Linked DNA regions of Homo sapiens: all the other regions are linked to region 1. Evidence: chromatin loops called from intact Hi-C (ENCODE). Cell type or tissue: endothelial cell of umbilical vein. All regions are shown on one strand.

Region 1 (5,000 bases):
CCTCAAATGCCCTAAGCTCATCTCCACGCTGGGGCCTTGGCACTGGGCAGCTCCTTTTGCCTGGGACACTCTCCCAGCAGTCCTTGTGGCTCTCTCTTTCCCACCTTCAGGGGTCTGCTGAAAGCCATCTCCTCCAGCAAGAGCTCCCTGACTCCTCTATCCAGAGTTACCAGATTTAACCAATAAAAATACAGGATGTTCAGTTAAACTTGGACTGCAGAAAACAACGAATACCTTTTTACTGCAAGTATGTCCCAAACTCCTTGCCATTGTATAGAACATACTTTTACTAAAGAAATTCACTGTTTGGGATTCAAATTTGACTGCGCATCCTATATTTTCCCCCCTAACTCCACACGCTTTTCTCTCTTGGGCCTGTGACCTGGCTTCCCTGGCTTCATAGCATTTTCCCCATCTGAAAGTGTCCTGCTTATAAACAAGTTTCAGACTGTCCACTCCCAAGGGCAGGGACCTCACCTGCCATGTGTCCCCTGTGCCTGGCATGGCACTGCACATAGTAGGTGCTCAATAAACACCCGGGAAATGAACATGGAAGCACCGGGGGCTGAGTGAGTGGAGCAAGCCTGAGAGGGCACGCTTGGATGCTCAGTCAAGGTCAATCTTACACAGAGGTCGGATTTCAGCTCCTCCCCTGTCCCACCCTAGACGTGACTCTTCTCGGCCCTAAGCTGTCATCTGTGGATGATCCCCACACATTTCAGACAGCCAGCTACTCTGGGAACCAGGAAGTTGGGGTTTCAGGCCCAGCCCTCCACTGATGAACTCTGTCACCTCAAAGAAGTCTAGTGACCACACTGTGTGACTCGACTTCCCCATCCGTAAAATGGGAAGGGGAGGAAGCAGACCATGAGTTACCCTCCCTCCAGCTGCCAGGCTATGACTCCAGGAGTCTGATGGGTCTAGGGTAAGGACAGGAGAGGAATTCACCTCGCCAAGAAGGACTCTTCTCCCAGACAAGAAACCAACATGGCTCTGCCCTCTGAACCCTGTGTGAAGTCAACCAGGCTCCCAGAGTGCAGGTAGAAGGGCAGCTGATGTTTTCTGAGCACCTACTATGTGCCTGATACTTTCAGTTCCTTGATCTCCTTCTATTGCTAATACACCACCAACCCCATCTCAGAGATGGGAAAACTGAGTCCCAAGGTACATAGTGTGAGGCCAATCCAGGCTTCAGGCCGAGTCTGCTGGGTGATTCAAAATCCAGCCTTTGAAGTGGGAATTACACAAAGGCCTTTGGTACCAGGAACAATTTCTGATGGTGGAAGTGCTTAGACACAATGAGTGTTCTAACTAAAAACTCATTTCTCTGTGGCCTCCTTCAAATGGATGCAAACGGAATGAACTGCAGGATTCTTGGACTTAAAAGCCTGTTCTTCAATGCAGGGGACCAAGTTTAGGCAAATATTTAGATCCCTGAAAACGAGACCATTTTCTCTATCTCCACGGCAGCTTCGGAGTTGCAATCTGGATCGCATCTTTGGAGAGCAGCTTCGTGTCCCAGCAAAGCTGTGGGTAAGTGATGGGCTCCAGCCCGGGGGGCCACTGACACCAGGGACATGAGTCACAGAGGGCAAAGGTCCGGAGAGCCTTAGTCATGCCCCAGCCCTGTCTGGAGTCTGACATTTCCCAGAGGGAAGCCCCATCTAGAGACTCCCATACCAGGTCTATTGTTTCAGAGAACATCACGCCGGGTACAACCAAACCCAGGGAGAGAAACAGGTGGGAAGAGCAGGTGTCTGCTCTAAGATGGTTCCGATTGTTCCAGGGCACAAATTCACGGAAAAATACTTAATTTAGAAAAAAAAAAATTATTTTAAGCATATGCATTTATATTTATTAAACAAAGCTCAAAATACAACCTTTGGGGACCTCCAAGTAATAAAATGACTCATGTCAGGATATGATGACTCAGTGGGAAAGAGGGAATTCCACCACCCACGCGTCCTTTCTAAAAAATCAATTTGTCCTCTGGACAGGTGATGGGAGCCTCTGCCATCAGACCGTTCCAAGAAAATCGTCCAGCAAAACAAAACAAAAAATTCTCTTCAAACAATTTAAGTTTCAAAGCTGAGTAATCTGATGCAGGCCAGTTTCCAACCTACGCCCCCGCAGGACACACAGAGCCAGGGAGCTAGTTGGCCAAGCCTGGGGGCCTGAATTAAGAAGGATTTACCAGCCGAAAAATTCCAAAACTCTGTGTCATGTGAAGGAACCTTCCAAAACATTGGATCCCACCCAGGCGCAGCGAGTCGCTCAAAGCCATGGCAACCCCTTTCCCGCTGCCACATCACTTTTATTTTTGTGTCCTTAGATTTTTTCCTGTTTTGCAATGTTTTGCTGGGACCCCCGACTCCGCCTGAGGCCCTGTGGCCAAGGGCCAGGGTTCCCACTGAAGTCAGGAACAGCCTGGACTTCCCAGCGTGAACTTTGCCTGAAGGGTTACACATTTTTTAAATTTCAGAGAACATCCAAATGGCTTTTCAGCAATTACTGAGAATGATAAATAGGAAAGACCCTGATTGTTCTGTTTGGTTTCTCTGTCCTCTCTGACATGACTAGAAAAAATTACTCGAGTTGACGACAAATGCTGCCTTGGGATTCCACCTCTGTCACCAGTTGTGGGCTGACCTGGGGTGCATGACTTGACATCTGTGAGCCTCAGTTACCTCATCTGTAAAATGGGGATAATGCTGCCCGCTTCTCAGGGCTGGAGTGACAACTAAAAGAGATGCATTCATTCAACAACACAAATGAGCACCTGCTATGTGCCGGGGACCACTCTGGATGCTGAGGATACAGCAGCAAACGCTGAGACTCTGCTGTCAAGGAACTAAGAGTCCAGCATGAGAGACCAGGTGATAAATGAACAGACAGACAAGGTAGGTGATTTCAACAGCGCTAAGTGCCCCCAAGAAAACAGAGCCGGGCAGTGGCACAGAAGGTGACAAGGTGTCTGGGAAGCGGGACAACTTCAGAATGACGGTCAAGGAGGACCCCGTGGAGGAAGTGACCTTTGAGCTGAGACTGGGAGGAATAGGAGGCCGCAGGCTTGAAAAGAAATGGTGGAGGAGGCCGGACGCAGTGGCTCGCGCCTGTAATCCCAACACTTTGGGAGGCCAAGGCAGGCAGATTACGAGGTCAGGAGATTGAGACCATCCTGGCTAACATGGTGAAACCCCGTCTCTACTAAACAAACTACAAAAAATTAGCCAGGCGTCGTGGCAGGTGCCTATAGTCCCAGCTACTCAGGAGGCTGGGGCAGGAGAATGGCGTGAACCTGGGAGGCGGAGCTTGCAGTGAGCCGAGATCGCGCACTCGCGCCACGCCACTCCAGCCTGGGCGACAGAGCAAAACTCCGTCTCAAAAAAAAAGAAAAGAAAAGAAATGGTGGAGGAACATTCTAAGAGCAAACGGAGAAAGCCAAGGTCCTGAGACAGAAATGGGCTTGGGGTGTTTGAGGACAGAGGGAAGCCAGGTGTTGCTATGGCCAAGTGGCAGGGAGAGAGTCAAAAAAGCTGAGGTCAGAGCCAGATCACACAGGCTCTTGAAAGTCACAAAAATAATCAAAAATAGTAATACAAATAATATAATAATCATTATTATTATTGCTGCTATAAATAAGATGCCATTTTCCAAAACACCAAGCTTTTCTAACTTAAGAAACACCACGCTGCCCCTCTCCTACTGTTTTTCCACTGCTCTCCAATTTGTCATCTTGCTGGAGTGGAAACTGCCAATTCCATTTTAGTCGACAGCTATAAAAAGAACATTGGAGCTGGTGGTGCCGATGACCAAACTCGGGGCTAAGATTAGCCCAGGAGGCTGTCACCTTTCCTTAATGTGAGAAACAGCTGGGATTCCCCTTCCTTGGAAAACTTCAACTGTTCCGCCCCGCCCCGCAGAGCCCTTGCTGGCCAAATGTCCATGGAGATGGGAACGGGGATGAGTTTTGGAAAAAAGAAGTTGAGCAACAGGGATTCCCCCTGCAGAAGGCGTCCCGGGCTGGGAGGTGAGCTCTTGAGGTCAAAAGAGCAGGACCAGCAAATGCAAGGCGAGCCCCCTCTCTGCAGAGAGCCCTCAGAGCCAGACATCCCCCGCAGAGAAGCCCACCGTGTCCCTAACACCCCCGATTGTCTCTTGTCGTTAATCCAGGAACTACATTCACCTGGGATTCTTCAGTTAGGCATGGAAGGGTCAGAAATGTATCCTCTTGATGCCGGAAACACACTAGAGAATTCAAACTGCTGCTCAGAGCGGTGCAGTGGTTAATTCAAGGATCTCTATCGCCACAAAATGGGTAAGCCTGTGGCTCAGAGCAGCTGAAGGGTCTTCACGCAAAATTAACCTGGTTCTAAGCTTTTTAAGCATAGAACAGCAGAGTCCAAGGTGTGGGGTCTAGAGCCAGGCTGCCTGAGGTCATCCCACCACTGCCCTTTATCAGCTGTGTGATCTTCACTAAGTTACTTAACTTCTCTGTGCTCAGTTTCTCACCAGTAAAATTGAGAAAACAGTAGTCTATCTTTTGGGCTCTTATGAGGGATCAGATTAGTTAGCACATACAAAGTGCTTAGAATAAGGCCTGGCACATAGTTCATTATTAATGAACTACTAATTACTCAATTACTAATAACGTTCATTATTAGTACTTACTACTGTTTTTTAATGTCTCTTGGTTCCATGAGATAAAGTCTTACTTGTCTTTGTTTTTCTACAGCCAAAATATAATGATGATAATAAAAGAGCTAACATCTAATGAGCATGTTCAATGTTCTGAGCCCTATGCAAAGCACCCAACGTGTATAATCTCATTTAATCTTGCCTCCCAAGAGAAGTAAATCATCATCTGTATCTTACAAAAGAGGAAATGTCAGCCCAGATAGGTGAAGTAACTTACTCAGAACGACACAGCTACTAAATGCAGATCAGGGATTTGAACCCAGGCCATCCGACCTCAGAGCTGTGCTGGTGACCGCTGTGGG
Region 2 (5,000 bases), 95 kb after region 1:
ATTACTCTGTACTCCTTAAGTGTGGGCTTCATGTAGTAATGCCTTCCAAAGAGTTTGAAGAAACTGAGAAAAGCTACCTCTACTGGGTAATCAAGGTTAGCATTAATGATAAATGACATGGATAGTATACTTTTTGTTGTTGTTTTTTGAGACAGAGTCTCACTCTTGTCACCCAGGCTGGAGTGCAATGGTGCCACCTGCCTCACTGCAACTTCTGCCTACTGGGTTCAAGCAATTCTCCTGCGTCATCCTCCTGAGTTTCTGGAATTACAGTGCCTTCCACCATGCCTGGCTAATTTGTGTATTTTTAGTAGAGTTGGGGTTTCACCATGTTGGCCAGGCTGGTCTTGACCTCCTGACCTCAGGTGATCCGCCCGCCTCAGCCTCCCAAAGTGTTGGGATTACAGGCGTGAGCCACCACGCCTGGCTGGATAGTACATACTCTTGATACGATGTGATGAGAAGGGAGCTTTATCTTTGTGGGCTTCCTCCCGAAAACCTAGAGCCCTAGTCTAATGAAGGGACAGTCTACAATACAACCAACACTCCTCAAAACAGTGAAGGTCACATAAAACATTCCCAATCTGAATAAGGCATAAACCTCAGTTAATAATGTGTCAATATTGGTTTGTTGGTTACAATAAATGCACCATACTAATGTAAAACATTAATAACACGGGGAAACAGGGTATTGGGTATATGGGAACTCTCTGTGCTATCTTTGCAACTTTTCTGTAAATCTGAAACTGTTCCAAAAACTGAAGTTTTTTTTTTGTTTTTTTTTTTTTGAGAAAACAGATTCCAGGGCTTTCATTGTGGTCATTTAGATACCCATCTGGTGGCCACCAAGCAGCACTTGCCAAGAAAAACCATAAAAAGTACCTCCCTTCAGATTTGGCTTGGAAACTATTTCCCCGGAAATCCCCCCACCCCACCCGACAAGGAAAATAAAAGCTGATTACCAATCTGGGAGGGGTGTGAGTATTCGTTCCCTGAAAAACATGACTTTAATCTTAATGAACAGAAAGACCACGGATATTAGTGCGGATCGTTTGCAGATTCTTAATTGTATCTTTTCAAAGCAAAAGATGTCCTCCAGATTGCAACTCTAGAAGACTGGTCTCTTCTGTTGGCTAATTGTTTCCATCTCCAGCCAAGACACAAAATTATTACTAATGACCATCTCTGGGTATCCAAGGGAAGAGGATACCCAAAGCTAAAGCAAACCCCTCACCTAACGTGGCCAGAGAGGACACCGATGGAAGCGAAAACTTCATTATCTGCCTAACACAGTGTTTGTGGGAAACATCAGGCCACCAAGCCTCCTTGACAGGCTTCCTCCACGAGCCAGTCAGCACAAGCCCTTCCTACACACTAGATGGAGGCAAGCCCAGAGTGCGTCTGGAAGCTACTAACAGGCCTGCCACTGAGCCTTCAACAAGCATTGGCTGGGCTGGGCTGGGCTGTCAAAATCAGGAAGCCTGGTTGGGTTTTTTGTTTTTTCCAAGACAACCTGCTAACCAGAAATACACAGTGAGGTTGGGCGTGTGGCCGCTTCCCCCTCCTCCTCCTCCTCCCTCTAACGAATGCTCCTGTTAAACACGTGAAGTGACAGATAAGCATTGGGCCCAGCCCGGGGAAGTCCCCAGCCCCCAGCAACTGAGGGCAGTTGGAGGCACAGAGTGACAAAGTTCAGGCAGAAAGAGCCTGTGTCCTTCTGAATCCATGCTGCAGCTGCCCCTCACCCTACCCCATCCCACCACATCCATTAGGACTAAGCGTAGAAGATCACTTAATATAGCTCAGACCAATCCTCTTGTGAGTGGTAAGTGATGGGTTCAGCAGCAGAACCCAGGGAGGAAATGGGCCGGCCTTATAATACCAAAGGTTTTAACCCTCTCCAGCATCAGACAGACAACCTCTTCCTCAGTTTCAACACAAAGTCCCCGTCAACCACTGCTCACAGGAGGTGATGGGAGCTGCGTGGCCTCACTTCAGTGCCTGGAGGGAAGGAGCGGCCTCCTACCCTTGATAACTGGGTTCAGCTGCACCCCCCTTCCTTCTTTTTTTGGCAACTCCTCCCTGCTAACTCCATTCTTCGCTTCCTCACCTCCTCCCTCCAAAGGCACAGAAATCATGTCCCTTGCCCTTTGACAGCCCAGTCCCAGGCAAGAGGCCAGCAGACAGCACCCGCCCCCCAGCCTTGGGACCTGCCTGCCACCTTTTGTTTTGCTGAGAGTGACCCTCAGGGAGCAGTCATGAGCAACCAGAAACTGGTGCCCCTAAGGGGCAAGAGGGAGCCGACCGCCCCCTAAGGGTGGCAGGGGCCACTGACGCCTCCCCTCCCTGGCACCTGGGTAGGGGCACCCTCCCTCCAGGCCCCTTAGGAAGGGGGACGGCTGGAGCCAAGAGGACTCCTGTGCCCAGTCCCCAGGCCTGAGCCCCTGGCGGGCTCAGGGGCCAGGCCAGGGGTAGCCTCCACCGACCTTCGTTCGGATTCAAATACTCATAGTCGAAGAGGATGGAGAAGTCAAGCTCGTCTTGGGGGCTGCCCCCAGGCTCGTGGCCTGGGGCGTCCCCGCCGTCGGGTTGGGGCTGCCGCTCGGGGGCGTTCATGGCGCGCAGGGCGGGAAGGCTGCGGGGCCGGGGGCGAGGGCGGGCGCGGCTGGCTCTGGGACCCCTCGCAGTGGGGCTGGCGGAGGCGGCTCGAGCGGCGGGGTCCCTTTCCTCGTAGGGACGCACGCCGGGTCCGGGGACGGCGCGCCTGGCGCAGCGGGTCCTGGACGCGCCCGGGGAAGCTGAGCGGCGGCGGCGACGGCGGCGCGAGCTTCCTGCTCCGGAGGCACCTGTTGCAGCCCGGGGAGGCGGGGGGGGGGGGGGCGTGGAGGCGGGGACAGGGCGGCCAGGCCGGCGGGGGCGGGGCCGCCACCAGGGGACCGGAGGGGAGGGGCGCGCGGCCTGGGCTGGCCGGTGCCGGGAGGAAGGAGGCTGTCCGCGGACCTGACCACACTGTCCCGGGCCACCGCTGGGCGCTGGGGCGGCCGCTGTCTCCCACCCTCCACGGGTGAGTGCGACACGCGCTGCGCGAACCAGGGTCTAGACAAGAAAGCTGCCGCCACTAGGACTTTTGCCCTAAGGGACCCACTGGCCCCACACTTTTTCCTGCTTTTCTTCTCCATGGGGTGGAAGGGGGTATCCACCCCCTTCTATTGCAGACCCGTGTCTCCAGGCGTCTCCGTGTGCCCACGGGGGCGGCATGATTTTCACAGTACTTCAGACACCTGCATGGCCCTGAACTCAACTCCCCAGCGCCTAGGAAGGAATCGGACTGACAGCACTAGTCCCCCCCGTTACAGCTATGCCTCCTGGCCACCTACCACGTGCCAGGTGCTGGGCACCCAGCCGGAGCCAGACACTGTTGCCCTCGGAAGCTCAGGCTCTGGTAGTGGGAGAGGCCTGAAGGAGAGAAACAGGACAAAAAGCATCTGCTTATGGGGCCAGGAGAGAACTCACCAGGGTATGGGATAAAGGTTGGGGTGGCTTTAGTCCCTTGGGTGGTCAAGGAGGACCTCTCTGAGGAGGTGACATTTGAAGAAACCTGATTGATGAGGCGATCTTGGGGAAGTGTGTTCTGGCAGTGAGAACCAAAACACAGAGCCAGAGCTCGAAGGGGCTGGGTGTGCTGGAGGGAGAACGAGGAGTACAGTTCTGATGGGGCGGTTGGCAAGTGACAAACACGCCTGGCTGCTTGTTTAAAGCATGATTCCCAGGCCCCTCCCTGGAGCTTCTGATTCCATAAGTCTGAATACAGACTCGTGAATGTGTATTTTTAATTAAGCACCCAACGTGAGCATTAATGAACAGGTACATTTGGCAAACACTGCATAAGGACCCAGTAACTAAAGAACACCCTCCAATAAAACTCTGCCAGGGGGCTCCACCAACTTAGCTGAAGTTGGAAACAGACTCACAGAGGTAGAAAAGATCAAAACAGTGGTCTTCAACCCTTCCCACATATTAGAATCACCTGGGACACCTTTTTAAACTCCCGTGCTGGGCTGCAATCCAAACCCACTGAAGCAGAATTCCTAATTTTTTTTTTTTTTTTTTTTTTTTTTTTTGGAGACGGAGTCTCGCTCTGTCGCCCAGGCTGGAGTGCAGTGGCGCGATCTTGGCTCATTGCAAGCTCTGCCTTCTGGGTTCACGCCATTCTCCTGCCTCAGCCTCCCGAGTAGCTGGGACTACAGGCGCCAGCCACCATGCCTGGCTACTTTTTTGTATTTTTAGTAGAGATGGGGTTTCACTGTGTTAGCCAGGAAGGTCTTGATCTCCTGACCTCGTGATCCACCCGCCTCGGCCTCCCCAAGTGCTGGGATTACAGGTGTGAGCCACCACGCCCGGCCTGAAAATTTTTTTAAACTTCAGATGAATCTAAGGTGCAGCCAGTGTTGAGGATGAGAAGATTAGACGGGAGAGGTCTTAAGATCCTCGTGAGAACCACAGCTTGACCTCAAGTGATTCGAATCCTTCCCCATGTGCCAGGAGGAATTGAGGACACGCATTCTTCAGGGGAGCCATCTCAGCTCCATTAAGGGGATTTGTGCCAAGCCATCCATCATTCCACAAATATTTATTGAGCACCTGCCTGGCACTGCCACAAGATGTTGGGGATGCAACCATCAACAAGCCACAGCCTCTCCCTTCATCATGCTTATGCCCTGAAAGCAAAGTAGCACAGTTATGAACGGGGTTTTCAAAATTGCACTCAGACCAGTGGTTCTTAACCCAGACTACACATTAGAATCACCTGGAGAGCTGTTAAAATTTGTATTCAACGACCTGAGCACCACCAGACATCGATTTGATCAGAATGTTTGGGGTTGGGACTTAGGCATCAGTATTTTGTAAAAGCTCACCAGATGCTTCCAATGTGTGGCCAGAGATGAGAACCACTTTGGTTTAGACTCAAACTCTACTGCAGGGGCCTGGGGGCTGGCTCA
Region 3 (5,000 bases), 73 kb before region 1:
GCTTTAAAAGTCTCCGGAGAGGACTGGCAGCAGTTCCCAGGGATGTGTGCCATTGTCTGGGACAGAGCAAGCCGAGTTCGTTGAGCTACAGCCTACGGTCCAGGGACCTGACTTGGCTGGAGGCTGGACATGTCCTACTTCTCTTAACTCAGCAAATGGACGGAGGTCAGGGAAAGGTTGACTCGGGGTAGGGGCTGGAGGAGGTTGCAGGGAAGCCTGTGGAAGCCACTCTTGCAGCAGGTCCCGGGAGAGCCCCAGGCCCTGGATCTGAGCATCCTCAGTGGGGCTTGGGGATCCGTACCTCTAGAGGGCAGTGGGGCTCCACCAAGAGTCCCTTCCAGTGTCTTCCCAGTGGCCAGGAAATACTCCTCACCTTAGAACGGGCCTCCCTGCTCAGCCTAAAGGGAAATTTCTACCCACAGGTTGCCTTGGCTGGGCGCAGAGGATGGATCTTTCCACATCCAGTTGTTTGTGCGGGGGAAAGCTCATTAGGAAGGAAAGTATCTAGTGTCAGTAGCATGTGAACGTTTCCAAGCACAGAAGCCCGACAGCTGTACCTACTTAGGGGGTACCTGGGGACTCCGGGCCACACAGAGGCCATCTCCCACCAGCCTGGCCAGGGGGAAGTCAGATTTCTGGGGCTCATAATGTTCACATGGAGAAAACGTGCATTTCTACTGGAGTGTTCTTGGCCAGACTCAGGCTTTTAGATTCCCCAAAATAAATCTCCTCGACGGTTCGCCCCTGCCTGCTCCTACCCCTCGTTCTTGCTTGGCAAACAGGGAAGTCCCTGGATGCATTTTGGTCCAGAGATCAGAGCCCCCAGGGATCAGAGCCTCATGGGCTGCACCCTCTAAGGGCCACAGAATCCCTGTTGGGGGCAAGGTTAGGGGGTGCAAGCATATCCACTTTGGGTGCACACAGACCTGGGTTCAAATCGTCACTCTGCCACTGCACAGCTGCAGGGTCACCAGCTTGCACCCACTCTGAGCCTCCGGCTCATCTGAGAAATGAGGAAAGCCCCACCTTACGGGATGGCCGCAGGGCTCGGGGACAGAAATCCTGGAACCAGTATATATAGCACAACACCAGGCACATCACAGCCCCTGCCAGAAGCACCACCAGCCGCACCCTCCCTGCTGCTAATTTTTCCCGAGGCACCCATTGCTGAACTCTTCTGTTCTTATGGTTTATACAGTCTATCCTTCCTGCTGGGACACAAGCTCCACTGCCGTGTCCAAAACACTCTGTTCTAGGCACAAGGTTGGCATCAAAAAATACCTGTTGGGTGCATAAATGAATGCTTTGGAGCTCGTATTACAGTTCTCTGGGCCTCAGTTTCCCCAGCTGTGCAATGCGGATGATGGCATTAGAAGTGTCAAAGGTGGCTTCAGATGGATTGAGCAAATGTGCAAGAGCACCCAGCCCAGGCAGGCAACAGATGCAAATCCACTCTCCCAATCAGATTCCGAGGTTGTCTTGGGCTTTACAATGGAGTCAGGAGAATCGCCACCCTCTGGCCTCCAAGTGCAGCTCAGAGGGATGGGTCACTGGCCAGGCATTGATACAGACTCACCCAACAAGGCCTGCAAGTTCTCTGAACAGGCGCCCTCATGTTGGATCCTCCCAGGGGCCAGGCAGGGAAGACTGAGGCCAGGAAACACCCCAAGGCTCAGAGAGGTGGGGTCACTGGGCGAGGCTGTCTTGGCCGTTTCTCTGCATAAAGCAGCCAGGGGCTGTGAAACTCCAAGGTGAGAGGTGGCCCATGGGTGACAAACGGGAAATGGAAGGCCAAAGAAGTGTGAGTGCACCGGGGAAGCAGGGTGTCTTAGTGGGAAGAATGTGGGCTCTGGGATCAAGGAGACCTGCCTTCCGGCCTGCCTCAGCCACTCACCATGCAACCCCGGGGAAGCCATATCACCTCTCATTTCCTAATCAGTGAAATGGAGATAACAAGAGCCCTTGCTCTGCAGAGTGCTGGGAACGGCTCCTGCAGCGGCTGGCACACACTTGATAAGCAGTTAGGAAAGAGCAGATATTACTCTTTGTATGAGTTCTCTCTTGTTGCCATAACAAATTACCACAAACTTAATGGCTTAAAGCAACACAAATTTAACATCTTACAGTTCCGGAGGGCAGAGGTCCTAAAATCAAAATATTGGCAGGGCTGCCTTCCTTCTGGAGGCTCTAGGGGAGATTCTGTTTCCTGCCTTTTCCAGCTCCTGGGGCCATCTGTTTTCCTTGGATCATATCACTCCGATCTCTCTGTCCATCATTACATCTTCTCTGACGGTCCTGCCTCCATTCCATAGGGATCCTTGTGATTCCACTGGGTCTACCTGGATAATCCAGGATAATCTCCCTGTCTCAGAGTTCTTAACATCATCACGCCTGCAAAATCCCTCTTGCCTTATGAGGTAACATATTCACAGGTTCTGGGGATTAGGGCGGGGACCTCTTTGGGGCCATAATTCAGCCGACCACACTGTTCTTATGATGCCTCCCATCCTGGCCCTGCTCCACTGTTCCTCCAGCAGGCACTGTCTATCTCTGTCTCTCTCTTGCTCTAGCCTTGACACCAAAGGAGTTATTTGGTTCTAATTTGGGGTTCTGGTTGGATGAATTGCAGGAGAAAGCTTGTGTCTCCTCAAACATCCCCCCATTGTCCCCGGACCATACAGGTTGTAGTCAAGGGACTTGTTAGAAGGCAGGCGGCAGCCAAGAATTCCAGAGAAAGCTGCATGGGAAATGTCCCCATTCATTCATCAAATATCAGAGCACCTACCACATGCCTGGCACTTCTGGTCACTGTGGGCACAACTGTGGACTGGGCAGACTTGACTCTGCCCTCGAGGAACTGACCTTCTCGGGGGAAGACAGGTGGGAGAGTGATCCTATCATAGGCACTCAACCCAAACAAGACCCCAGGTATTGCGAGGGAGGGTGGTGGAGCAGATACATTAGCTAGGGTGGCCACGGATGGCCTCTTTGAGGAGGTGGAACATGACCCAAAGAGCCATGCAGGGGATGGGGGAAGTGCGTTCCAGGCAGACGGCTTGGCAAGTGCAAAGGCCCCGAGGCAGGAACGTGTTTGGCTTCTTCAAGAAACAGCAAGATGGCAGCGTGGCTGGAGGGATGAGGTGGTCTGAGAGTAGCTGGGGGCCAGATCATAGCAGGACCCTGGCTTTTATTCTGAGTGAGGTCAGGGCCTTTGGCGGGCTTTAGCAAAAGGTGCTATCATCTGGCTCATATTGAAAAGGATCCCTCTGGCTTCTGTGAAGGGAACAGACGATAGCAGGCCAGAAACCAGGAACCCAGAAGGAGGCTACACAGGCAAAGGAGTAAATTGAGGAGAGTTTTAATGGATTATTCACAAAGGCACAGGAGAGAGGGGAAACGTAATGCAAGATGAATCCCCCAGAGCTATCAGCACTGGGGCACCTCTGCCGCCCCAAGGCCCGAAGAGGTTAAGGAGGAGAGCAGTTTCTGGGACCGGGAGGGATGGCACCCCATGGAGAGGGCCACTTGGAGAGACAGTGGCTTTTGTTGAGGGACATATCCAGGCCACGGCATGAACACCCAACCTTCCATCTCTTGCTGGCACCTCCTATTGAAGGAACCCTCTGAAAGCCAGAGGTGCCCCGGAGAGGCTGGTCATATGGTCCGCCTCCCAGGCCCAGAGAGCTGAGGGTGAACCTGGAGGGCAAATGGAAGACACTGGAACAAGCTCCCTGCCCAGCTCCCTGAACGCAGGGCAGCTGACACTGTAGCCTCTGTGCCTGTAGCCACCGTTGCTGTCTAGCTTTAGAACTTGGATCCTTGAAAAAAATATTAGGGCTGCTGCTCCATGGCAGCCCTGTGCAGAACACACCAGGAGGGAGAGGGAGAGACACGGAAGATGTAGCGCGCCCCCCGCCTCCTTAGGCTGTTCTCCCATTGCTATAAAGAAATACCTGAACCTGGGTAATTTACAAAGAAAAGAAGTTTAATTGGCTGATAGTTCCACAGGCTGTGCAGGAAGCACAGTGGCTTCTGCTTCTGGGGAGGCCTCAGGAAACTTACAATCGTGGTGGAAGGCTAGGGGGAAGCCAGCACATCACATGGGCAGAGCAGCAGGAGCAAGAGAAGGGTGGGGAAGTGCTACACACTTTTCCATGACCAGATCTCATGAGAACTCACTATCACGAGAACAGCACCAGTGGATCCACCCCCATGATCCAATCGCCTCCCACCAGGCCCCACCTCCAACACTGGGGATTACACTTTAACGTGAGATCTGGGCAGGGACATGGATCCAAACCATATTATTCCCCCAGCTCCATCTTTACAGAGGGTAGAGGGGCAGGAGGCATGAGGGGAGGGGCCGGAGAGGGACTGAGAGGGGCAGGAGCGGCACTGAGCGGCTTGCAGCAGATGAGGGGGTCACACCTGTAGTGGCTTTGTTCCGGGTGTAGGTAACGATGTGTTGTTACTTTAAGACTTTTTCTTGGTCATAGATTGTGTGGTTACAGATTTCAAGCAGTACAAATGGATATGGAGCGAAAAGCCCCTCTCGTCCCCTCCCCCATGCCCCTGGACTCCCAGGACCATTAGTAATTCTGAAATGTCTTTCAGAAAAAGCACGTGTGTTTGTGTGTGTGTATACAGTGTGCAGGTATGCAGTACGTATGTGTATTCAGATGTGTGTGTATACAGTGTGCATGTATGCAGTATGTATGTGTATACAGATGTGTGTGTGTATACAGTGTGCGTGTATGCAGTATGTATGTATATGCAGATGTGTATACAGCATGTGTATATGCAGTATGTGTGTTTGCATTGTGGATGTGTGTGTTTGTATGCAGTGTGTGTATGCAGTATGTGTGTATGCAGTGTGAATTTATGTCATTGTGTGTGTATGAGTTTATGTCATTGTGTGTGTGTGTGTGTGTGTGTGTGTGCGTGTGTGTGGTCATCCCATGAATGGGACGCACAGGTCTGCACTTTGCGTTTTCCCTTGC
Region 4 (5,000 bases), 180 kb after region 1:
CAGACACCAATGTTTTTTCAGTTGGCTGAAGATGAAAAGCGAGAAGGGGCCTCATTTAGGGGCAAAGGCTACAGAAAGTAAAAGGAAAACTCAAAGCACTTGGAAGATTTTCAATGATGAAAGAAAGATCAAATGGATTTAAGACCTTTGTTTTGAAAGTTATTACTATTTCAACTGGAATAGACTCACATGCTATGATTTTAGATTTACACTTGGGACTGCAGATATCATCAAACTGTGGTCCACTGAAAGAATAGGGAAGATAAGGACTAGAACAGGGAGTCTCAACCTCGTCACTGTGAACATTTGGGGCCAGATAACTCTTTGCTCTGCAGGGCCCCTCCTGTGCACTGTACAATGTTGAGCAGCATCCCTGGCCCCTACGCACTAGATGCCAGTCATACACCCTCCATGGTGACAACCAGAATGTCTCTAGACTTTAGCAAATGTCTCCTGGGGGCAAACTGACTGTCTCAGCTGAGAATAATTCCAGATCCCTAAGTCTAACTAAGGACTTGCCTAGAGATCCAATTACCCAGAGTTTCAGTTCACCCTAACCAGATTTTCTGGGTAGTGGGTAGCACCATGGCACAGGCATCAAATGCTTGGACCAAGTACCAGTTTCTAGTTGTGTGCAGCTGGACAAGCTACTCCTCTTCCCTAAACCTCAGTTTTCTCATCTGTAAAACAGGAATCAAGCATGTAGCACAGAGACTGACACATGGAAAGGACCCCTCAGTGGTATAACTGCTGCTGGGATGAGAGTGATTTCCCAAGTCCCCCAGCCATACTGTACGTAGAGAACAAGGCTCAGCCCAGTACTCTCAACAGGGCAATGTGGCCCTCCAGGAGACATGTGGCAATGTCTGGAGACACTCTAGGTGTCACAACGCAGGCAATGTCCTACTAGCATCTGACGGGTGGAGGCCAGGGGTGCTGCTCACCCTCCTACATCACACAGGACGCCCCCAACCACCACCAGGAACTCCTCCAGCCCTAAAAGTCAACAGTGCTGAGACTGAGAAGTCCTAGCTCTGAGGAATGACGGCGCAGCCACAGATCCTTCCCCCATTTTCCCCCAATGATTCGCGTCACTGGGAGGTGGGAGGCAGTAAAGATAAGCAAGAAAACTGAGCATGGCCATCAATACCTTGTGCCTAAATTTTGCTACTCCAGGAAGCCCAGAATAAATGCCCGGAAAGTCTTCATTGAATATGGAACCGTGGAGACAAAAGTGACTGCATCTCAAGCTGGGTGTGGTGGCTCACGCCTGTAGTCCCAACACTTTGGGAGGCTCAGGTAGGTAGATCACCTGAGGTCAGGAGTTCGAGACCAGCCTAGCCAACATGGTGAGACCCTGTCTCTACTAAAATTACAAAATTAGCTGGGCGTGGTGGTGCATGCCTGTAATCCCAGCTACTCAGGAGGCAAGGCTGGAGAATCACTTAAACCTGGGAGGCGGAGGTTGCAATGAGCTGAGATTGCACCATTGCTCTCCAACCTGGGCAACAAGAGCGAAACTCCATCTTAAAAAAAAAGTGACTGCATCTCAGGTGCAAATGCGCCATGCTGACTTCTGATTAGCCCAGTCCCATGAACACCCCCGATTCCTACTTAATTCACCGTCCTTCACATAAGAACATGTCAACCTTGATGTTATCGCACAAATTACAGGTGATGAAACATACAGCTTTCTTGCCTCTCCTGGAAGGTGCCCGTAATTGTCCTGCTGGGGCACGCGGACCCTTTCCCTGTGGTATAAGCCCTGGGTCTAGGGAGTAACAGTATGGACATCCACCTGTTTTCCTGCCGCCCAAAACTACACTTCTGTCTGTTCGGCTCCCCCAAAAACCACGCTTCTATCTGTAAGTTTCCCCCAATAAAACACCCTTTAACGACAAACTGGATTTGCCTGCCTTGTTCTTTGGTTTCAGGCTCCTTTGGAGGCCACTTTGTCTATGCAGCCCTTTCATGGAACAGAAATATCCAAAATCAGATTAGTGGTAGAGTTTCCTCTTTTAGAATAACTTTCAAATGCCCCTTAATCACCAACAATCTTTTAGAACAACATGCTGACTCATAAGAGCACCCCCAGGCCAAGACAGGCACCCACGTTTAAAAGCGTTCAACTGCACACTTTATCTCTGATAGACTGTGGCTATGCCTGCTCTTGACGCAGGCCAAAGAGAGCTGTGGGGTCTGCACATTAAAGAATCAGAGGTTTTATTTTTTCCTTCCCCCCGACAACCAAAGGGTGCTCAACAACATGTGGCTGTAGGAAATGATGCTCCCAGCCCAGCTTCCTCACTAAGAAAAGGGCTTGAGTGAGTTCAGAAGTTCTGTCCAATATAAATACCGCATCAACGATCCCCTCCCATGAGTCACTTCCTCCCACGGAGTTCATCACAAGTTTATTTCGTTCCCATATTATGGCAAGATTACGCCATAAATTTACAGAGATCGGCCGGCTGTGTGGCATTGTTTGGGGGCCTCATCTTTTCCCACCGTGGTCTGCATCTGGCACCTGCTCAAAGGCCTCTTTTAGTCCAGCAATGACAGCGCTACGATGATCTACAGCCACGATCCAAACCCGTGGCTCCACGTGGGAAGGGGGAGAAGGCACTGGAACATCTTGTACGCCACAAAAACAAAACAGGGACACAACCTTCCTGCAAAAAGACATCACACGAGTCCTTCTCCAACCTTGCCTGATTTCTTAAGAGACAGACATTCACACAAGGAAATGGCCTTGCTTTGTGGGTGCAAGAAGGTGCCATCTTGCACTGTGCGTGCACTCACACATGTTTAAAAAAGAGACAGGGGAGACCCAAACTGGGGCTGTCCACAGTCACTAAACCAAGTCAAGAGAATTTTTCTTTTTTTTCTTATTCTTTTTTCTTTTTCTTTATTTTTTTGAGACAGGGTCTTGCTGTGTTGCCCAGGCTAGAGCGCAATGGCACAATCACGACTCACTACAGCCTCGACCTCCTGGACTCGAGTGACCTCAACCTGGACCTCCTGACCTCAACCTTCCCAGTAGCTGGGACTACAGGTGTGCACCACCATGCCCAGCTAATTTTTTTGCTTTTAGTAGAGGTGGAGTCTGGCAATGATGCCCAGGCTGGACTGAAACTCGTTGGCTCAAGTGATCCTCCTGCCTTGGCCTCCCAAAGTATTACAGGCAGGAGCCACCGTACCAAGCCTAGGAGAAGTTTTATAACTGAACTAAAACTTCCTCACATCAGATAACTGGACAGTCATTTGCATAGAGCATTTGGGTTATATGAACACATCATAACAGGGTTTCTCAGGCCCTTCCTCAGGTGGGGGCTGTCCTGTGCATTGCAGGATGCTGAGCGGCATCCCTGCTCTCCACCTATGACATGCCAGTAGCACTCTCAGCCTCTGGTTGTGACAACCACAAATGTTGCCAGACATTCTCGAATGCCCCCAGGATGAGAACCATCACATTAGAGGAGTGTGGTGAGGTTTGTGCCAAGGGGAGAACTAGTCCAAAAGCCCCAGAGGCCCAGTTCCACCAACCCAACCAAAGATAAAGAGGTCAGAAAATGAGAAAAAAATAGCAAAATAATACTTATTTCATTAAAGACAACCTCACCAAGATGGACATTCACAGCACTATTTTTAGTAGTCAAAACCAAGAAAAAAGCGAGGCGCAGTGGCTCACACCTGTAATTCCAGCACTTTGGGGGGCCGAGGCTGGTGGATCACCTGAGGTCAGGAGTTCGAGACCAGCCTGCCCAACATGGTGAAACCCCGTCTCTACTAAAAAATGCAAAAATGAGCCAGGCGTGGTGGCAGGTGCCTGTAATCCCAGCTACTCAGGAGGCTGAGGCAGGAGAATCACTTGAACCCAGGAGGCGGAGGTTGCAGTGAGCTGAGATTGCACCACTGCACTCCAGCCTGGATGACAGAGTGAGACTCCATCTCAAAAAACAAAAACAAAACAAAACAAAAAAACTGAAATTGAGAAACAGCCTAAGCAGCCAAAAAATAAGTTAATGAATGAAATAGTGGCACATTCTTTCAACAGAACGCTGCACATGCGTTAAAAATCATTAAAATCAGATTTTAATAATACGAAAAAATTCTCATCGTATACATATAGTTCAATGAGGGAGGAAGTTTAGGAAGCCTTCTATGGAGTTCAGTGATAATTTTACAAAAATGTGTGTGGATATTTACACTCGGATATGCTTAGAAAAGAGACTGAAAGGAAATCCCTTGAAAAGGTAAAAGGTCTTTTGTTGGGTGAAAATGGAGATGAACTGGTCAGGCACGGTGGCTCACGCCTGTAATCCCAGTACTTAGGGAGGTTGAAGCGGGAGGACAGCTTGAGGCCAGAAGTTTGAGACCAGCCTGTGCAACACAGAGAGACTTTGGCTCTACAAAAAATTTAAAACTTAGCTGGGTGTGGCAGTGCATACCTGTAGTCCCAGCTACTTAAGAGGCAGAGGCAGGAGGATCCCTTGAGTCCAGCAGGTCAAGGCTGCAATGAGCCATGTTCATACCACTGCACTCCAGCCTAGGTAACAGAGTGAGACTCTGTCTTGAGAAAGAAAGAAAAGAAGAGAAAAGAAAAAAAGGGAGGGAGGCAAAAAAAAGAAAGAAAGAAAGGACAGAAGAAGGGAAAGAGGGAGAGGGAGAGAGACAGAAAGAGGGAAGGAAGGGAGGGAGAAAGGAAGGAAGGAAGGAAAAGAGGGAGGGAGGGAGGAAGAAAGGGAGGGAGGGAGAGAGAGAGGGAGGGCAGTTTTGATCCCCCTCTTTACCTGTAACTTTTTGTTCTAAATGCCTTAACTGTGAATGTTTTTTAATAACCTGGGAAGGGGGGCATGCCAGGTTAAAACAAAAATAGATCTGCCCATCTGACAGCATCACAGACTCTAAGCACAGAGTCCCTGTTCTTCCTGCTGGAAGACACACGAGCCACATCTCAAAAAAATATAACATGTCCTTCACAACTAGCTGAAGAGTGGCGT
Region 5 (5,000 bases), 64 kb before region 1:
GGAGCTATTACATCTAATGGAAGAGATGCCAGGTGGAAGCAACAGCTGGACGAAGGCCCTGAGATGCAGGCAGTGTGGCATGTTTGAGAGTGAGAGATCAGGGGGCTGGAGCAGAGGGCAAGATGGGAGAGTACTGGGAGGTGAGGTAGGAAGGGAGGTGGGCAGTGGAAAGCTTTGGTGGCCATTTAAGGTCTTTGTCTTTCACACTGAGGATCTTGAGCAGAGGAAGGACCTGATCTAAGATTAGCAGGAACACTCTGTGATGAGGACAGGCAGAAGGGGAAAGGCAGGGAGACCAGCCGAGAGATTACCACATCAGTCCTAGCAGGAGGTGGTGCTGAAACAAACACCAGACTCAGAAGAGTGCCAGGCCGAGATGGGGTCAGTTTCGGGATAAAATTGAAAGAGGGAACTGATGGGATTTCCTGACAGATCGGAGATGGGTGTCAGAGAAGGAAGAGGGCCAAGCATGGTGCTGGACTTCTAGCCTGAGTGACCGGGGTGACGGTGTCCCATGAAATGAAATAAACGCTGGGGTGGGACGGTGCTAGGAAGGAGAAATGCAAGAGTTCAGGTTGAAACATGATCAGCTCCAGGTCTCTTTGAGGCCTTTCTCCCTCCCTCTGCACCCTGCTGGGATGTCCACTTCACGCGGATGGAGACTTTGCTTAGTCTGTGTTCTTCACTGATGTGGTCCGTGAGCCTTGAACAACGTATTCATCCGTTTTCTGTTGCTTATAACAGAATACCTGAAACTGGGCATTTTGAAAGGGAATTTCTTTCTCGTTGTAGAGACTGAGAAGTCCCAGGCCGAGGGCCACATCTGATGAGCGCCTTCTTGCTCACGGGTACTCTGCAGCATCCCCTGGTGGCACAGGACATCGCATGGGGACGGGCTGAGTGCGCTAATGTGCTGTGCTCAGGTCTTTCTTCCTCTTCTTGTAAAGCCGCCAGTTTCCTTCCCATGATAACCCATTCACCCATTAATCCATGAATGGATTCATCCATTCACGAGGGTAGAGCCCTCAGGATCCAGAGTCACCACTTAAAGGCATCACCTCTGAACACTGCCACATTGGCATGGCAGGCAGGATAAGGGCCCCGTAATGATGTCCATGTTCTAATGCCCATCATCTGTGGATGTGTTACCTTCTACAGCAAAAGGGACTTTGCAGGTGCGATTGCTAATCACCAGTGATTAGAAAGGAAGAGTACCCTGGGTTACCCAGGTTTGCCCCATGTAATCACAGGAGTCTTTAGAGGCAAAAGAAAGAGATGTGAGAGTTTGTTAGAGAAAGAGGCGTGAGGCTGGAAGTGGAATCAGAGTGATGGGATGGCTGGCCCAGCAGATGAGAGCTGAGTGCTAAGGAATGCGGGCAGCCGTGTCTATTTCCAAAGAAGCTGGAAAGGATGAGGAAACCTTCTCCCCCAGAGCCCCCAGAAGGAGCGCAGCCCTCCTGACACCAGGATGCTAGCCCCACGGGACCTACTTTGGACCTTGGACCTCCAGCACTGTGAGGTGATGAATTTGTGTTGCTTTATGCCACTAAGTTTGTGCTAATTGTCGCAGAGGCCTGCAAGGAGACAGGGCTCAGGAGCGGTGGGTTTCAGCTAGGATGAAAACACGCAGGCCCTGGGGGGAGGGAAGACTGAGGATGTGGGGGTTTGTTTATGGGGGGCAGTGAGGTGCAGAGGGATGGGCAGCACCATTTCATGGGGCTGTGGGGCAGAAAGTGGGGTCTGAGCCTCATGGGGGTCAGAGTGAGACGCAGGGGATGAGATGAGAGTGACATAAACAGGGATAAATGGCAAAAGAGACTCGTCCCAGAGGGGAGGCCGTGAGCCCTGGGAGATGGAAGTCACGGGACCTGGGACCCCCACTGCCCGACTCTCCGAGGAGCCCTGGACATACTCTGGGCAGTGCTGGTCTAGGGAACTGGAGACGGGGGGTGGGGTGTCCACAGGGCAGATTTTAGGAGAGCCTGCCCTTGCACCTTCAGATCCTGGAGCCCAGCTCAGGGGCCAAGGTCTGTGTCGAAGACCCCAGCAGCACACAGAGGGTGCCCTGGCTTATTTGCACCACGGGGAGGATAAATGAGAACGTGGGCTCCTGAACTGCACGGCTGCAGGTGTATCTGGGGAGGACCAGATGGAGAGGCGCCCAGCCGGAGCGCGTTAGCACCATCTAACATAGCAAGCTACAGGCGCTGGCCGCACCTCGCTCCACTGCAAACAATCCGTTATTCACCTTGTCAAACAGACTCCCCCGAGAAGCCGGTTTCAGATTGGGCTTGTAAACGGCAGCTGGCTGGCCGGCCCTTCTCTTACCTGTCCCCAAGGAGCTGTTGAGCCACAGCAGTGAGCATTTTACAAGCAGGAGGGCCACAGGTGACTGCAGGCTGCCAGAAAGCAGATAACTGGCCTGGCAGGCTCCAGGATTCTAGGGAATTATGGCCTTTGGCTTTCTGTAGCAAAGGGAACTGGCTCTGTCTAGAAGACAGGCTGGAATACACTGCTGTGTAATTAGAGATGAATAAACCGAGCCATGTGGGGCAGGAGGAAAGTCTCCCTTGAGTCAGTTGTTTGGTTTATAAAATGTGTTAAATATTAGGAAATGATTAATTTTCCATACATGCCAGATGAGCCCATTGTTCTCCATGCACAGGAAAAGGCATGTTTGCTCATTTAACACCCGGTTCCTGGGGGCCTACCATACCGCATGCCAGGGTGGTAGAGAGATGGCATTGAGCAAATCAAGACAATCGTCGCCGCCATGGAATTTACAGGGGCAAGAGACAGGCAGCAAACATGCACACGGCCATCCAAACAGCGTTTTTGACATGCCAGGCTGAGTGCATGTGTGGGTGGGGCATGGGGTAGGTCCCACATGACAGCGGTCACTGAAGTCCTCTGAGGACAAGAATTTGATTGGAAAATTGAAGAATGAGGAAGAGCCAGTCCACGAAACTCGGGGGTCAAAGCGTTTCAAGTTTTAGGAGGAGACAGAGAGAGAGGTGGGGAATGGTGTGGTCTGGGCAAGGAACAGAAAAGAGACCTGGAGGCTGGAGAACTTGGGGCCGAGGAAGATGGCTGAGCCTCTTGCCTGAAATTCGGATCATCCTGAACGCAAAGGGAAGCCGTGGAGGGCTTTAAACAGGGCTGTGATGGGATCTGAGGCTGCTTTAACCTCGATCTGGCTGCTGTGTGGACGGGGAGGTCGGGAGTACACCAGCAAAGGGCTGTTGTGTCATCCAGGTAGGAGATGAGGGTGTTCTGGTGAGCATGAGGCATAGAGGTGGGATGATTTCAGAAGGGACCCAGCAGGACTTGCTGATATGTGGGCAGTGGGGACAGTGAAGGATCCGGGGTTATTCCCAGGGTTTTGACTAAGCGACTGTGTAGATGGTGTTGCCATAAACTGATGAGTAAGATGGGTGTGTGTTGGGAGAAGGGAGGAAGAGGAGATTGGGAATCAGGAAATTTTGGGGCATGTTGAACTCAAAATGCCTCCTGGCTACCAAAGAGAAGAAGGCACATAGTTGGGGAGGTCATACAGGAGTCTGGCACGTGTGTATGTGAAGGTGTAAATACAACCCTCTCCACGGTTGTCCTGTGAATGCTTTTTTCTCATGGTATTAAGGGCAGAGGGTTCTGAATCAAATATCCTCTGACACTTTGCACAGCAGCAGAAACTGTTGGCAACGTGTTTTCAAGGAGTTTTGTCAGTATTTCATAGAAGGATGAAGTGTCCCCATTTCAACAAAAAATTTAGGGATCACTGATGTAAAAAGTATAGCCCCTGGAAATCAGAGTGAATTGTCACTGTACTTCCTGTCTCGAGTCCAGCGCAATGTTTCAGAGCTTGAAGTTTTTCGTAAATCAGGGATTCCTAGAGGGCCTGGGACACGGCAGATATACAGCAGGGGGTTTTGTTTCTTTGATAACTCCTCATCGGGCCATTTACAAAGCTCAACTTCTGAATTTTACCAGGAGGGCAGGGCAAGAGGTGGTTTAGAGTGAGAAGCCCTTTTTGGAGAAAGTTTGGTCTGACCTTGTCCATCTTTGTACCACAAAATGTCATGAGGTTTATAGCAAGTGTGTCCCCTATACCCCATCACAGCTACTGGGGATCCACAGACAAAAGAAATGACTTCACTTTCATTTCTTAAAGGTCCTTGTGGTTCTGTGCCTCTGTCCTCAGCGTTATTTTATACTCAACCTGGTCCTACCAGGAACCCAGTTTCCTCCCAATGTATGAACATGAAGAGGCTGAGTAGGAGTCAGCATTTGTTTTCTCCTGTCAATCTTACCACTTCTTAAATCCCAACTTGGCACGAAACCACTGTTCTGTTTCTGCTCCTTTGTACGAAACTACCCCATGCTGTTGGATACAGCAAGGAACAATGTTCAGATTTGCAAACTCCTGGCAAAGTGACCCCAAGATGCTCCAATACGAACTTCCTTGTTATCTCAGGTTTTGAAAATTGGATAAACTCAAGTTTCTGGCTTTAATGATCTATTTAGAAAAATTTAAATCCCATAGTCAGAGCTCTAAATGTTTTCTTCCAGATATTAGTCAAATGAGGTCTCAAGATGAGCTCAAGGCTCCATGATATGCCTTAGGTGAATCTGAAATCTGTTTGTTAAATGACGGGACAGTGGATCGATAGGTAATATTGATTAAACATGCAGCACCTGTGAGGTGGGGACTAGAGAACTCATTTTATATCTGGGGAAACTGAGGCACAGGCCAAATTTGTGTTTATTAAGTGTGGCTTAAATATAAATGTAGAACACAGACTTGTTTTTTGTTTTTTGTTTTTTCTTTTTTAAAAATGACTGTATAGTTTTAGCCTTGTCCTCTGCTTAAGTGATTTTGACTTTCGATTCAGGAGAAGTGGTGTAAGGTTTTCAGAAAGTGAGTTAAAGCAAAACAGTTGGCCGCAGCGGCAGCAATCATCTTAGTGGGGCACAGTTGCCTCTTAGGTGTAGCCCTGGGC
Region 6 (5,000 bases), 110 kb after region 1:
CCTGGATAACACTTGGCCCATTGCCACACATCTCTGTGCCCAACCCCTCCTCCAGGAAGGAGACCATGATTGCAGTACTTATCATCTACAGTGTTATAACAATTAAAAGACTTAATGCTTGCAGAGCACTTAGCCCCTTGTCCTACTCCAGTCAATGATAAATTTATGTTTGCCGTCACCATCTAGGGCAGGAATTGAGCACTCACTGTGTGCCAGTCACTGTGCTCCTTATCTGCTATGTGACCTTGGGCAAAGCCGGGTCTCACTATCCTCAACTGTCAGACAATACTATTTGGTGTGTGTTTACTGCATGTTAAGCACAGAACTGAGCATTTTACATGCATCATTTCATACGATGCTCTTGACAATCCGATGAAGTTGATACTATCATTATTCCTTTTTGCAAATGAGAAAATTGAGGCTTCACAAGCCAAGATCTTAACCCTATCTGTGTCATTATAAAGTTCCAGTAAGTTTAAAAGTACTTTGGAAAGTAGAAAGTACTGCATCTCTTCAAAGAATGTTTACTGTCAAATCCAGTTTCTCCACAGCCTCAGTTTATTGTTTTGCATCTTTAATATAACAGGATTTGTAGCTAATATTTATGGAGCATTGACTATGACCAAGACACCATTTTCGGTGCCTTATCTGTTTTACCTCATTGAATCTCATAACAACCCTGGAAGAGAGACATAATTATTGGCTCCATTTTACAGATGAGAAAAGTGTGGCACAGAGAAGTTAAGTCACTTGCCCAAGATCACACAGTTGTGATGTGGCCAAGCAGAAATTCTAATGGAAGCAGAAGGCAGGGAGTCTGGGTTTGGGAGAGAACAAAGCTCACCCTGGGTTTGTTTATTGCTGAAATACTTTCCATCATCTCACTCAGATAAAACTGAACACACCTCTTTCAGATCTTCAGTTTTTCACAGGGCCAATGCCGCTTTCTGTGCAGAAAGTTTGGAATTTTTTTAAATGCAAATATTTCTCTTCTCTATTTAACGACCCCACCCATTGGATGGGATATTGGGCTTTCCCTCAAGAGACCACCGTGCAGGGCATAGTGGGAGCATTTGGATCAGCCTGTGTCAAGCCAGCTGTCTCTGATGCCTGGAACTGCATTCTATGTGCCCAGTTGCCTTGGCAGACCAAGTGTGGTTCGCCTGGAACAATCTGGTGCCCTTGTCTCCCACATGTACACACACACACACACTGGTGTGCATACACCCACAATCCCTGCACGCATGAGCATGGGCTGGGGAGGGTAGCTATTGAACACGCGCACACAAAATACCCACATTTTGAAACCTTAGCAGAACTAGTTCATACACCTGGGGCACAGAGTTAGCAGCCTCAATAAAATTCGAGGCTTGTGTTAGATCACACAGTAAAACAGAAGCCCAGTTTCTCATCCAAGTTCTTTCTCTCTCTCTCTCTTTCCAAATGGAGCTAAATTTGGCATTAGGCTGACCTCCACCCCCACCACGAGAACATCAAACACCCGGTTTCAGTATTTATGACAGTAAAAACCCTTTCTCGCCCTTAATATATCTGTCTTCTGTCTGAGAGCATTGCTTTTACAGATGATACGATATCAGTAAATTTTTTTTGCCATTATGTCATAGGCTTGACCACTAGCAGAGGACAGGATAAACTGGTACCCGTTAAAACGTTCGAAGTCCTGGCAGGGTCTTGCTTTCAAAAGCGCAGCTCAGCTAAAACTATGTGTCATTGAGGTCTGCCGTGGCAAAGCACACCGTTTACCTAACCCAAGGCATTTGGCTTCAATCTAGTTAAAAAAAAAAAAAAGAAAGAAAGAGAGAGAAAGAAAAGAAAGAAAGAGAGAGAAAAGAAAGAAAGAAAGAGAGAGAAAGAAAAGAAAGAAAGAAAGAGAGAGAAAGAAAAGAAAGAAAGAAAGAAAGAAAGAAAGAAAGAAAGAAAGAAAGAAAGAAAGAAAGCAAGCAAGCAAGCAAGCAAGCAAGCAAGCAAGCAAGCAAGCAAAAGCCTCTCAGGTTTATTTACTGAAATTGTCATTTCTTCCCCCCCCCACCCCCACACCCCGAACTTTAATCAGCCACGCAAAGCACAAAACCTACATTCAACTCTGATTTTATGACAGGAGGCTAACTCCTCCTCCGCGAATTTATTTCACTTAACTCTCGAAGCCCCTCCCACTTGGCAGCCAGGCCCTGCAGCCCCCAACGCAGTGCTCCCCTCTGAAAAACACAACGCTTTGCCCATTTCCACTTTTAAAGACCGATTCGTTATTGTGGAGCCAAAGCCCCTCCGCAATCCCGACCAGATGGGACATTTTCATATCTTATGCTCCTTATAGTTAACCCCCTCCCATAAGATCCAAGTGGTGTGATACCAGGACTAAATCCAAGAGAAGGGGGAAAGAAGCAGAAACAGGGAAAGTACAGTGTAATCAGATCCCCAAACAAACTGATGGTACATTGCACTTTAAAGGGGTAGCTGGAGGACTCTATCCAGCAGGCACATCAAAAAGGGGGAAGAAAATAGTTTAAATGTCCCAGAGCATCCGCTGCTGCTGTAACTGTTAGAAAGCAAAGTCTTCCTTACTATACTTGCTGTATAGTAAAATGCCAAGCCTGTTCTCTTAAAAGAAAAAAAAGTAATAATAATAATACTGCAGCGTTATGGCATTTGCTGTCAAAAGCCGAGTGCTGAAACGGTTAAACAGCCAGCGGTTAGTAGCGAGAATCCCTCCCGGTGTCCCGTGGAGAGGAAAATCCTCCCGACAGACTGGCCTAGGGAATCCCGGCCTGGGACACTTCCCTGCCCCCGCGTAAAGTTGTCCAAAGTCGCCTTCCCAAGTGTCCCTTCCCTGGCCGGGGCGCGGGCGCCCCTCCGCGGGCCCCGCTACCTGTGCGCCGAGGGCGAGCGGGGTCCCCAGGCCTCCCGCACCGACCTCTGCCGGGAGCTGAAAGTGCTGCCCGGGACGGGAGCAGCAGGAAAGGGCCGGGAGGAGCGAGCGGAAAAGGCTGGAAGGGATCGAGAGTCAGTTACCTTGGTCCACAGACCCCATGATGCGGAGGGGATGGCAGTGCCCCAGTCTGAACGCAGCCTCTCTCTGCATCTGGAGGGCACGGGGACTTGGCGCGTGTTTGGAAAGGGGGATCTGTTTGTATCGACCAGCAGCCGAGGGGACGCCGTCTTCTCTACCGCGTGCCCGCGGGGCTGCCCTGGCCGAGGAGCCTCGGAGCGACCCGGGAGCTGCGCGCCTCCCGGCTCCCGGCTCGGCGGAGTCGGCGCGGCTCCGCGATCCGGCTTACTCCAGAGGCAACGCGACTTCCTTCCCCGCGCTCCGTGTTTATAGGCTTTCAATGCAGTAAAATAACGGGATTCCCTCACTGTTTCCTCCTGTTTATCCAGCGCCATGGAAACCACTGGATCCCGTCCATCTCCAAAACTAAGGGCTTTCCTGCAAACTTCACACTCAGGAATCCATGACGTCGCCTCCTCCGCGGCCAGCCAGCTCCGTGGCTCCTTCGGCCGCCAGCACAAGTCCCTGATTGTTCGGGAGAAAAGTCTGGGAGAGGGAGCGAAGCGGGCGACGGCGAGAAGAAGGGGGTGGGGGCGTGCGAGTGTCCAAGTCAGCCCTGCAGGAGCTCCAGGCGGCTGTTTGCAAGGAGTGCCCAGCCACCGCCTTCCCTGGCCCGTGGCAGCTTTTCATAAATCAAGCCCGAGACTCCCAAGCCCCCCATTTGCCAAGCGGGCGCCTCTTGGAGAAAGCTGCCCAGGGTTCAAATCAACACCCCAGGTTGTCCAAGCTCCTGGACGTTTGCCCAGGGGCCCTTCCCAGTCCCTCACGGCCTCTGGCTGCCCAGATTTTTGTGTGTTCAAGGATGGTGGGGAGGAGGAAGAGGAGAAGGAGGAGGAAGGAAAAGAAATAAATAACGGTGCCTTGTGTCAACTCTCCAACTTCGAGAATTTTTTTTCAAAGAGTTTATTTTTAGATTCATTTAGAAAATCCAAGGTTTCCAGTGATGCTCAGAGGCTCCAGAAATAATGAAATGGCCAAAGAGAAGCTGAAACCAGGCAACCCATGTGTTTACACATGCTCTGAATAAACAGGAAAATAAAGAGAAAGGATATCATGAACTTTGCACAGTGTCCAGAAGAAAGTCCTTGCGATGCCACGCATGGTTCACAGCAATAGGCCACGAGACCCCCAGAAGGTCCGTGGGGAGGGGGAGAGGGAGAGGTGCAGCGGTCAAGATGCCTTTTCTGGACTTGGACTAGGTCTGCCTCTTCACCTGCCTGCAGGGTGGGAAATTCTGAGCCCAAAGATAAAGCTGGCTTTGAAAATGGACTTCAGATACTGTTGTGAGCTCTGATAAAATTGTGGATAGCAACCAAGGCTGGTGACTCATCACATACACACCCCCCCTCCCCCCGCACGCTCTTACAGAGAGACTTGAACTTAAAGAGGCATCGAGAGGCAGCTGGCTCCATCCGTGGGACCACTCTGTTTTCCAGTACTGGCCCACAATAGCCTCACTGGGCAGCTCGCAGACATAACCACTCCTGCTGGAGATAGATGCTGGCCCACAGAGACCAGCTGGAACTGCGCCTGAGAAAGCCCCACCCCCAGCCCCGCCCAGGGGACTCTCTTCAAGCCTGCCTCAACCAGGGTGGCCTCCAGCAGGACAGTCTAAGTAATGCTGCTCCCCCAGAGAGCAGCCATTATCTGTCCACCTACTGTGTGCCAAGGAATTCAAGGTAGGGAAGTCTCACTGACTCTCGAGTAACTCAAAAATCGTGGCGCCACCAAATTTCTTGCAACCACCCTGCAAGGAGGGGATCCTCTCTCCCACTTTCCAAAAGGGAAACTGAGGCACATAGAAGGCAGGTGGCTTGCCTGTTGATTTACTTGGCAAATTCTGGGGTGCAGCCTTTAAGGGCGTAGAGAGGATTCTTTTCAGTGGAGCCTATTGAGGAAGACTCATTCCCTGAGGCCTCCTTCACCAACCATC

What was found. A loop is a pair of places that touch in the nucleus more often than their neighbours do. Peaks named below come from ENCODE experiments on the same cell type or tissue, not always from the same donor. Only the 100,000 strongest peaks of a DNase experiment are listed, where the experiment ranks them.
Region 2: a loop joins it to region 1, with 7 times the contacts of the local background. A loop is called at or near these places in 18 of 110 quality-filtered maps.
Region 3: it touches region 1 in a loop (5-fold over the local background); 8 of 110 quality-filtered maps call a loop at or near these places.
Region 4: it touches region 1 in a loop (7-fold over the local background); 2 of 110 quality-filtered maps call a loop at or near these places.
Region 5: a loop joins it to region 1, with 4 times the contacts of the local background. A loop is called at or near these places in 8 of 110 quality-filtered maps.
Region 6: a loop joins it to region 1, with 7 times the contacts of the local background. A loop is called at or near these places in 33 of 110 quality-filtered maps.

Annotation. Positions count from the first base shown.
Region 1 is chr20:51,445,269-51,450,268 of GRCh38, forward strand. The region is part of intron 6 of NFATC2 (nuclear factor of activated T cells 2); the gene reads right to left. Among named protein-coding and RNA genes, the nearest start is that of MIR3194, 5.2 kb to the right of the region's middle. RefSeq lists enhancers at 1,206-2,405, 1,804-2,098. In endothelial cell of umbilical vein, no CTCF peak of the experiment used is centred here; DNase peaks (open chromatin) are centred at 1,643 and 2,143; H3K27ac peaks cover 2,236 bases.
Region 2 is chr20:51,539,884-51,544,883 of GRCh38, forward strand. NFATC2 (nuclear factor of activated T cells 2) reads right to left here and starts at 2,836. Exons shown (of 11, transcript NM_012340.5): 1 at 2,487-2,836. The coding sequence starts at 2,616. RefSeq lists an enhancer at 1,137-1,806 and silencers at 2,571-2,680, 2,691-2,850. In endothelial cell of umbilical vein, CTCF peaks have their summits at 2,287 and 2,486; DNase peaks (open chromatin) are centred at 1,478 and 2,878; H3K4me3 peaks cover 1,757 bases; H3K27ac peaks cover 1,525 bases.
Region 3 is chr20:51,372,158-51,377,157 of GRCh38, forward strand. The region is part of intron 2 of LOC105372663 (a long non-coding RNA gene); the gene reads left to right. Among named protein-coding and RNA genes, the nearest start is that of MIR3194, 78 kb to the right of the region's middle. In endothelial cell of umbilical vein, a CTCF peak has its summit at 276 (motif pointing right); DNase peaks (open chromatin) are centred at 334 and 2,024; H3K27ac peaks cover 1,710 bases.
Region 4 is chr20:51,629,173-51,634,172 of GRCh38, forward strand. The region is part of intron 15 of ATP9A (ATPase phospholipid transporting 9A (putative)); the gene reads right to left. Among named protein-coding and RNA genes, the nearest start is that of NFATC2, 89 kb to the left of the region's middle. RefSeq lists an enhancer at 1,702-2,901. In endothelial cell of umbilical vein, no CTCF peak of the experiment used is centred here; a DNase peak (open chromatin) is centred at 2,399; H3K27ac peaks cover 3,568 bases.
Region 5 is chr20:51,380,893-51,385,892 of GRCh38, forward strand. All of the region lies in intron 2 of LOC105372663 (a long non-coding RNA gene), which reads left to right. Among named protein-coding and RNA genes, the nearest start is that of MIR3194, 70 kb to the right of the region's middle. In endothelial cell of umbilical vein, no CTCF peak of the experiment used is centred here; a DNase peak (open chromatin) is centred at 2,609; H3K27ac peaks cover 2,129 bases.
Region 6 is chr20:51,559,530-51,564,529 of GRCh38, forward strand. It overlaps a transcript of NFATC2 not described here. Among named protein-coding and RNA genes, the nearest start is that of NFATC2, 19 kb to the left of the region's middle. In endothelial cell of umbilical vein, a CTCF peak has its summit at 2,910 (motif pointing left); DNase peaks (open chromatin) are centred at 2,302, 3,422 and 4,412; H3K4me3 peaks cover 2,070 bases; H3K27ac peaks cover 2,241 bases.